2 separate regions of the Homo sapiens genome follow, and region 1 is linked to region 2. A link is a contact called in ENCODE Hi-C or POLR2A ChIA-PET data. All regions are on one chromosome and are shown on one strand. Each heading gives the region's core, a stretch centred on a gene start or an enhancer-like site at or near the end of the contact. The rest is flanking DNA. Distances are from core to core; before and after follow the strand shown.

What was found. Hi-C counts contacts between places; a loop is a spot of excess contacts on that map. ChIA-PET counts read pairs that join two places held with the same protein, here RNA polymerase II (POLR2A). Pooled maps may share reads with other maps.
Region 1: a loop to region 2 is called in a map with no recorded cell type, with 11 times the contacts of the local background. The contact joins the promoter of SLCO4A1-AS2 here to the promoter of MHENCR in region 2. A Hi-C loop is called at or near these places in 1 of 37 single-sample maps with no recorded cell type and 2 of 50 pooled maps. POLR2A ChIA-PET finds 5 or more read pairs at or near these places in 2 of 52 experiments (CD8-positive, alpha-beta memory T cell and H1).

What each region holds. Positions count from the first base shown.
Region 1 is chr20:62,649,702-62,654,225 of GRCh38, forward strand. It overlaps SLCO4A1-AS2 (SLCO4A1 antisense RNA 2), which reads right to left and starts at 2,485. Exons shown (of 2, transcript NR_183965.1): 1 at 2,109-2,485; 2 at 1-1,807. The region is part of intron 1 of SLCO4A1 (solute carrier organic anion transporter family member 4A1); the gene reads left to right. RefSeq lists enhancers at 1,597-1,896, 1,907-1,996, 2,777-2,966 and silencers at 2,177-2,356, 2,467-2,596.
Region 2 is chr20:63,623,931-63,628,695 of GRCh38, forward strand. It overlaps MHENCR (melanoma highly expressed competing endogenous lncRNA for miR-425 and miR-489), which reads left to right and starts at 3,305. Exons shown (of 2, transcript NR_132417.1): 1 at 3,305-3,462; 2 at 4,260-4,765. GMEB2 (glucocorticoid modulatory element binding protein 2) reads right to left here and starts at 3,171. Exons shown (of 10, transcript NM_012384.5): 1 at 3,026-3,171. RefSeq lists silencers at 2,533-3,072, 3,163-3,612.

The sequences.
Region 1 (4,524 bases), core at 1,235-3,734, 980 kb before region 2:
TGCCCCGGGTCTCCCACCCCCTCCTCTGCCACGTGGCTGCCACTGCCCGGCCTTCCACAACTGCCTTTCAGCCTCACCCCATCTGCAGACTCCTCATTTGCAGCACCGGGGTTCACCTGCATCTGGCCTCATCAGCAGGTGCAGTCTTATCTGCGTATAAACCAGCCCACCCCATGCAGCCAGCTTGGGATGAGAGGACGGTCATGGGGTCCCCGTGGCCCTTGGAGGGAGGCCTTTGGAAGAGGCAGGTCCTTTGAATTTGGTCTGGGGTCAAGGCTGCCTGCAGCTCCCTCCCCAGCTCCGTAGTGGGGGCTGTATCCATGCATCAGAAGAAGCTGCTGCCTTTTCCGGGGGAAGCTGAGGGTGTGGATCGGAAGAAGCCGCTGCCTTTTCCAGGGGAAGCTGAGGGTGTGGCTCTGGGATGAGGATGAGGCTCCATCCTTCACTGTTACAGGGACCAGCTTGGGAAGCTGACGCACCTTTTTGTCAAAACCAATTCCAAGTGGAAAGAAACTATAGGCAGGTGTGCATGTGTACACACACCTACACAGACGTGCACACACAGGATGCCAGAAAGAAGAATCAAAAGGACAGGCCTCCCTTCTTCCCCAAGCCCAGCTGCAATGTCCTGTTCCCCTTGGTGGGGCCAGTCCAGGGGCTAGGCAGCCTCTACGTGGGGCTGCCATGAGGCCCTTCCAGCCCCTGAAACTCCCCTGCCCCACCCCACACCAGCTTATCCATAATGGGCCTGAGACCAGAAAACCAAAGGTGTGGGCTGCCGAGCTGCCCGCCTTAACGCGGACCAGACATCATTACTCCAGTCTCCATTAGCAGTGAACGCAGAGGTGACGTTCACCTTCTCACTGAGCCATGAGTGCATCTGCCTTGGCCATCTCGGAAGCTAGCAGATCGCAGAAGGAAAGCAACATGTGAGTGGCGCGGGTGGTCCTCATGGGCCCCAGCAGCATTTGTCATTGATGGAACTGATGACCGAGACCAGGATGGGGGCGCTGGCTGCCTCCACCAAGCATGCGTCTGGCTGTCCACATTGCTGGACTCGGCTGCTGCGGCTAAGATGCTTTCATGTCCCACGTTGGGCTGGTTTTCGTGGCAAACGTTAGCCCTGAAATGTAAGTCCTGCACCGCACGTTCAGCAAGGACTCCCTCAGGTCCGGGCCAAGCCTTGACATACATGCTGGGCACCCACTTCTCCAGGCAGAGTTCTCATCCCTCTGGCTCACCAGCTCAGAACGGCACGCTCAGTAAATGCCAGTGCTTAGGACGTATCCATGTGAGGTCTTGGTACAATCCTGGAAACTTCCTTTGGGAAATGCATGAATGTGGGACCCTCCTCATCGCCCTGAGAGTCCAGAGTGTTGCCTGCCCAGCGTCACTCCACAACCCATCTGTCCCCTGGATGGCAGGAGCCAGGCCAGACGCCCCATCATAGCCAGCTTTTATGTTTGCTCCTGTTGTCCTTTAGCCCTGAGTCATGGAAGGCCCACCCTCCCCTTTCCAATCTAGACACCGCTGTTTTAATGGGGAAACGGCCTCCCAGAGAAGATTTCCAGCTTCAGAAGAGAACCCGGAGCTGAAACTCTTGGGCATGATGAAGATGGAATGGGTACTGTCACACACATGCTGCTTGCGTGAGATTCAGATAAGGGAGGCTGGCCCGAAGCCAGGTCGCTGCTGGATCTCAGAAAGACGTCAGAACGAGGCCCCAACGGAAGCCCCTGGAGGTGCACAGCTGGTGAGCTGAGTGGTGCCATGTAATTCTCATCGTCTGCGGCCGTCTGATGGGCATCTGTCGGAAGCCACATGGCTGATATTTAAAAGAGGATTTTAAATTTGCTGATTTAAATGTGCATAATAGGTAACTTTCGGCTGAGCTTTACATATTTATGTCAGAGCTTTTAATTCAGGTAAAACAGCCTTCAGCTTGGAGCTGTTTGGACACCTACAACTACCTGTTCTTTCTCAGTTGTGGCTTTCATTTTCAAGAAGGAAGTCCTTCTGTTTCTCTGTGGCCATTGCTGGTCACGAAACTTAGCAATCTGGCTTCCTCTCAAAGCTATGCAGACGGGATCCTCCCCCTTCCCCCTTACCTGCTTTGGCCCCAGCGTCTGGTCCTGAGGCCAGGGCTGAACAAACTGCCTGTATGAGGCAAGCCCAGTGCCCGGGCGTTGAGCGGGTGTTTCACGGCAGCCAGCGTCTTGGTTCGCAATGGTTTACGTGGGCTTGCCCACCATTGAGCATCCCAGGGACCCCATCAGATCCTTTGCAGAAGTGCTGCCGAATCCGACCCACTCCCCCTGCCCCCGCCTCCCCCACCCTGCCCCGCCCCACACCCCCCACCCCCGCTCGGCCCCCCTCCCCGTGCCAGCACGTGCAGCTAGGCGGAACCTCTGAGCACTCTCCCGCCTGCGTCAGGCTGTTCCTTGGCCCTGTTGAGGCTCCTTCCCTTCATGTTCTGGCCCAGCCCGGAAATGAGGTCAAGTTTCTGCTATTTATGTGTGTGCGTGTGCACGTGTTTGTGTGTGTGGGTGGACCTTGACCTCCAGGCAGTCCTCAGGGTAGTTCTTGGCTCTGTGTTCCTGCACTAAGAAAAACAATGCGAGGGAAACACACCCACAGGCTGCCTGGGGAGTCTGCGTGGCTCTGAGCCTGGCCTGTCCTCCTCCGGGCCTCTGAGGTTGCTTTCTGTTTCGGCGGCCGGCGGCCGGTGGAGCCCTTGCGCCTCCTCGTCAGTCCCGCCCCGGGGCTCTTGCTCCTCCGGCTTTTCCGCTGACTCCTGGCATTCGAGTTCTTGTGTTACACATGCTCCTGGGACGTCATCCTTGTGACAGCTCGCTTCAGTAGAAAGCCTGTGGCTCGTGGGTGGCCGTGGGTGGCTCTCTGCCCCTTGGGGAGGCGTGGAGCATTGCTCTTACAATATGAATGTCTCTCCTTCCACGCACACTCCCTTTCTGACGCAGCAGGTCCCAAACCAGCCTGGCCTGCCAGCTCGTGGATAGGTGTTGGCATTGTAAATAAACCCCCGGGTGTGGCCGCGGGCACCCAGGGAGCAGGCCCCAGGCATGAATGCTGTGGAATCTCTGCTGTCCGAGGCCTCCAAATACGGCCTCAAACAGCCTCCCGGCAGTGTCCAAGGTCAACAGCGGCTGCACGTGAGTGCCACACGAGCGTGCACGGCTCTTTCAGTAGGTGTCAGAAGGCAGCTGTGACGCAGACGCTTGGCTCTGGGGCCAGACTGCGGGGGCTGCATCCTCATTGCCACCGGCGGGCTGTGTGGCCTCGAGCAAATGACTGACCCCCCTGGGCCTTCTTCCCCTACTGTGAGGCCTGGGACGGTGCCTGGTACACAGCTGGTGCTCAGTGTGCACAGCGGGTGTTAGCACCCTGCCACCCAGCGGGATTCTTCACAGCAGCTGCCCGCCTTCGTCCCAAGGAGCCTGGGGCTGAGGCATCCATTCGCTGAGAGGGCGAGACCTCCGATTCCACAGAGGAGCCCTGTGGGGACCGCGCCTCGGCAGAGGACGTGGCGGGAGGACCCAGAGCCCAGCTTTGGGGGCTCAATCCTGAGATCCCTGTGGCCTTGGGGAAGGGGTGCTGGTACCGCCAGATCTCTCCAGACGTAAAACAAGCCTTGCCTGGACCTGGGGGAGATCCCATGGCCTGCTCCCGGCCTGACCATGCTGGGCCCGGTTTATCTGCCTTCACAGATGAAGTTGCCCCTTTATTAAAAAACAAAACAAAACAAAAAAAGCCAGCAATTTGTCATCCCCAAATGCTGTAGTGTCTGTCAGCATAGGCCTGTCCCGGGGCTGGTTCTCACTGAGGCCCCTGTGTCCCCTCGCAGCCCCATGGCGGATCACCGGCTGCGCCTCCGCTCCCACCCGCCACGCTGACCTTAGAGTTAGTGTGTCTGTTAAGCTCTAACTCTGCCTCAACCCCAAGGTCATCTCTCTGGGCCCTCCTCAGGCCTCTGTCATCTCCCAAATTCGGGGGCATATGTGACACCTGTTTGCCTCCGTGGGGGCTGCTGTAAGAAATGACCACACACCAAAGGGCTTAAAAAATAGTTTATTCCCAGCCAAACACTGCATGTTCTCACTCATAGGTGGAAATTGAACAATGAGAACGCTTGGACACAGGGCAGGGAACATCACACCCCGGGGCCTGCCATGGGGTGGGGGGAGGGGGGAGGGATAGCATTAGGAGATAAACCTAATGTAAATGATGAGTTAATGGGTGCAGCACACCAACATGGCACATGTATACATATGTAACAAACCTGCATGTTGTGCACATGTACCCTAGAACTTAAAGTATAATAATAAAAAAAAATAGTTTATTCCCACCAGCTCCGGAGGCCAGGAACCCAAAGTCCACACAGGCTGTGCTCCCCCTGGGGCTCTGAGGAGGGTCCTTCCTGCCCCCAGTGGCTCCCGGGGCTCCAGGTGGTCCTGAGAGCGCCACGCCCGTCTCTGTCTCTGTCTGCAGGTGGCCTTCTCTGTGTCA
Region 2 (4,765 bases), core at 2,055-4,554:
AAAACCTTGTCTCTACTGAAAACACAAAAATTAGCTGGGCGTGGTGGTGTGCCCATGTAATCCCAGCTACTCAGGAGGCTGAAGTGAGAGAACTGCTTGAACCCGGGAGGCAGAGGCTGCAGTGTGCCAAGACTGCACCACTACACTTCAGCCTGGGCGACAGAGCAAGACCCTGTCTCAGAAAAAAAAAAAATTCAAAAATTTGGCCAGGCGTGGTGGCTCACGCCTGTAATCCCATCACTTTGGAAGGCCGAGGCGGGTGGATCACCTGAGGTCAGGAATTCAAGACCAGCCTGGCCACCATGATGAAACCCTGTCTCTACTAAAAATACAAAAAAAAAAAAACAAATTGGCCGGGCATGGTGGCGGGTGCCTGTAATCCCACCTACTTGGGAGGCTGAGGCAGGAGAATCTCTCGAACTCCGGAGGCAGAGGTTGCAGCGAGCCAAGATTGTGCCACTGCACTCCAGCCTAGACAACAGAGCGAGACTCTGTCTCAAAAAAAAAAAAATTAAAATTAAAAAATAAAAATTTCATTTAAAATACTACTGATCTCCCGTGCTGACTTCTCGGGGTTTAACTCTCACTGAGGAGACGCTGCTTTCATAAGGGTAAGCTCAGCAGGGGCAACTAAAGTCATTTAAGCAGAGAGCTGCAAAGAGGCAACAGCCTCACTGCAGGCAGGGGTCCTCGTCACAGCTTCAGGGCTTTGCAGAGGATTACGCAATGTACACGCACAAAACTGAATTCCAGCCTCTCCATTGGCAACTGCATACATACATATATTCTTTTTTTGAGACGGAGTCTCGCTCTGTAGCCCAGGTTGGACTGCAGTGGCCCGATCTCGGCTCAATGCAAGCTCTGCCTCCCGGGTTCAAGCGATTCTCTTGCCTCAGCCTCCTGAGTAGCTGGGATTACAGGCGCCCACCACCACGCCCGGCTAATTTTTGTATTTTTAGTAGAGACGGGGTTTCACCATGTTGGCCAGGACAGTCTCGATCTCCTGACCTCGTGATCCGCCCGCCTCTGCCTCCCAAAGTGCTGGGATTACAGGCGTGAGCCACTGAGCCTGGCCTCCAATGGCAACTATATTAAAGGTTCAAAGCAATATGCACAAAAGTTACCTCACAGAAAATAGTGCAAGTCCTTGATACAATGCTCTTTAGACACAGAAGAAGCACTATAGAATAGAGCACCTCGCCCTATTGCCTTCCCAAGGGCGAGCACCCCCTCCTCTCTCCACAGCTCCTTCTTTGTTTTTTTGAGATGGAGTCTCGCTCTGTCACCCAGGCTGGAGTGCAATGGCAAAATCTTGGCTCACTGCAACCTCCGCCTCCCGGGTTGAAGTGATTCTCCTGCCTCAGCCTCCCGAGTAGCTGGGACTACAGGCACCCAACACGCCTAGCTAATTTTTGCATTTTTGGTAGAGACGGGGTTTCATCATGTTGGCCAGGCTGGTCTCGAACTCCTGACCTCCAGTGATCCTCCCACCTTGACCTCCCATAGTGCTGGGATTATAGGTGTGAGCCACTACACCTGGCCTCTCCACAGCCCCTTCTGTGTTGAAGCCAAGACCCACCCAGCTTTGATCCCAAGGCTTGGGTTCCCCACTAGTGTGAAGTGAGTTTCCAAATTATTAGGTAAATCAGATATGAGAAAATATTTTATTTTACTTTTTTTTTTTTGAGACGCAATCTTGCTCCGTCACCCAGGCTGGAGTGCAATGGCACCATCTCCACTCACTGCAACCTCTGCCTTCTGGGTTCAAGCAATTCTCCTGCCTCAGCCTCCCAACTAGCTGGGATTACAAGTGCACACCACCACGCCCGGCTAACTTTTGTATTTTTAGTAGAGACAGGGTTTCACCGTGTTAGCCAGGCTGCTCTCAAACTCCTGACCTCATGATCCGCCCACGTCGGGCTCCCAAAGTGGTGGGATTACAGGTGTGAGCCATCACACCTGGCCCAAGAAAATATTTTTAAACTAGTATTCTTGACCGGCACGGTCAACACTGATGTAATTGAAACTGTTGTATTTGAAGTGTTAGCAAAGAAAGAGAATTCTGGTTCAACAGAAAAGTCAGTCACGACTTTTCAGTCACGCATGAATTACACAGTAACCAAATAGATAACATGCCATGACTGACGACGGGCCCACAACAAATCAGCTCCGACCAACAGGGTCCACACCACCATGGGTCTACACAGATCCAGGTCCCGCCTGTGAGCCTACAGTGACGCGGGCCCCTGTGGGGTGGTCCCTGCAGGTCAGGTCCCTGAGAGTGGGTCCCAGTGGGGTGATCCCTGCGGGTCGCGTCCCTGCGAGTTGGGTGCCTGCCGGGTGGCCCCTGCGGGTCGGGTGCCTGCGGGGTGGTCCCTATGGGTCGCGTCCCTGCGGGTCGGGTGCCTGCGGGGTGGCCCCTGGGAATCGCGTCCCTGCGGGTCGGGTGCCTGCGGGGTGGCCCCTGGGGATCGCGTCCCTGCGGGTCGGGTGCCTGCGGGGTGGCCCCTGGGGATCGCGTCCCTGCGGGTCGGGTGCCTGCGGGGTGGTCCTTGTGGGTCGCGTCCCTGTGGGGTGGTCCCTGTGGGTCGCGTCCCTGTGGGGTGGCCCCTGCGGGTCGCGTGGTGGCCCCTGCGGGTCGGGTGCCTGCGGGGTGGTCCCTGTGGGTCGCGTCCCTGCGGGTCGGGTGCCTGCGGGGTGGTCCCTGCGGGTCGCACCCCTGCGGCGTGGTCCCCCCGGGATGGGTCCACCGAGGAGGCCGCTGGAGGCCGAGCCCGCGCCCGCCCGCGGCGCCAAGATGGAGGCAGGAAGCGCCGCCGCCCGCGCCCGCCACCGCCCGCGCCGCCCGCCTGACGCCGCCGTTGCGCCTGACGCCGCCGCCCGCGCGGCCGCCCCTCCCCCGGCCCTCCCCTCCCCCCGCCGTAACGTCCTGACGCTCCGCAGGGACCCCTGACTGGACGGCGGCGCGTGAGCGGAGCGAGAGGCCTCGCCGCGGGGGGGCCGCGGGCTCGCCGGCGCCGCTTACCTGGGGCCGCGCCGGGCCTGCTTAGGCACCCGGCGGGGGCGGCGGCGTCGGGAGCTGCGGCGGCGGCGGGCGGCGGCGGCGGCCGCGGGCTTCGCTCCTTGTTGGGGATTCGGCGGCGGCGGCGGCGCGGGCGCGCGCTTCCTAGTGACGCAGGCGGCGGGGCCGCGCACGCACGGGGCTGGGAGGGCCGGACACTTATTTGGCGCTCGCGGAGGAGGAAGGCGGGGCCGTGAAATAAGGCCCGACGGGCCCCGGGGCGCGTGCGCGGACCGACACTGTCAGCTCCTAACGCCGCAGGTTCCTCCTGGTCCCCGAGGCCCCCGGTCGGGCGTTGCCTGCCCCGCGCGGGCGGCCGGGCCGAGGGACGATGGTCAGTGGACGGACGGCGCCAGGGAGCAGTGCCCACGCGCGGCAGGGCGGTACCTTCAGGCCTCCAGGTACGGGCGCTCCTCGCCCGGACGCTGCTGTGTGTGAATGGGCGCGAGGGGACTCCCCTGCGGGGCGGACGCCTGAACACGAGGCTGTGGAGGAGGACGCTGTAGGGTGCGCGGACTCACGCGGAACATGCCAGAGGCTCAGCCAGCCACGGCGCTCCCAGCGTGGAGGGCGAGGGGCATCCGGGAGCGGCCGGGAGGGCTCGGTCACCCCTCAAGCTGTCACCCCAGTCCCACAACCAGCACCCCGATCCTATCGCAGTCCCACAGCCGACACCCCGATCCCACCCCTGCCCAACAGCCGGCACCCACCCCAATCCCATAGCTAACACCCCGGTCCCACCGCTGTCCCACGGCCGGCACCCCGATCCCACCCCAGTCCCGCAGCTGGCACCCCGATCCCACCCCAGCCCAACAGCTGGCACCCACCCCGATCCCACCGCTGTCCCACAGCCGGCACCCCGATCCCACCCCAGTCCCGCAGCCGGCACCCCGATCCCACAGCCGGCACTCACCCCGATCGCATAGCATAGCTGATACCCCGATCCCACCCCAGTCCCATAGCCAGCACCCCGATCCCACCCCAGTCCCATAGCCAGCACCTCGATCCCATAGATGACACCCCGATCCCGCCCCAGTCCTATAGCCCGCACCCCGATCCCACCCGAGTCCCGCAGCCGGCACCCCATCCCACCCATGTCCCACAGTCGGCACCCCGATCCCACTCGGATCCGGCAGCCAGCTTGGATCCTGTGGCCCTCCTCCAGCCCCCAGGGCTCATTTATATGTTTTATTGGCAGAGGCTGGGGCTGGCTCTGTTGGCCTCTGTGCTGGGTTTCTTCCTCTGCACCGCAGGACTGGCTCTCCTGACCTCTCCAGGTGTCATCGAACACCCTTGTGCTTGCTGTCACCCGCTGCCTGTCTGCAGGATCCCGGATTCCGTATCAGGGGACCGAAATTAGTCGGAAAATAGGAAGCAGGTGCTCGCTTGGATGGAACCCTGACCCTGTGCTCACACTTGTAGGAGGAGGGCTCTGCAGGCCGCCTCCCGGAACGGGAGGTTCCCAAGCCACTGCACTTCGGAGGGGCTGTAATTAGAGTTGCACATTCATTCAGTTCCCAGTAAAGTAGAACGTGCTCCAGCCAGTGAGGAAAAGGTGTTTTTAAAAATTAGATTGGCCGAGTGCGGTGGCTCATGCCTTTTACCTCAACACTTTGGGAGACAAAGGTGGGAGGATCACCTGTGGCCAGGAGTTCAAGACCAGCCTGGGCAACAGAGCCTGTCTCTGGGGAAGAATAAAAAAAA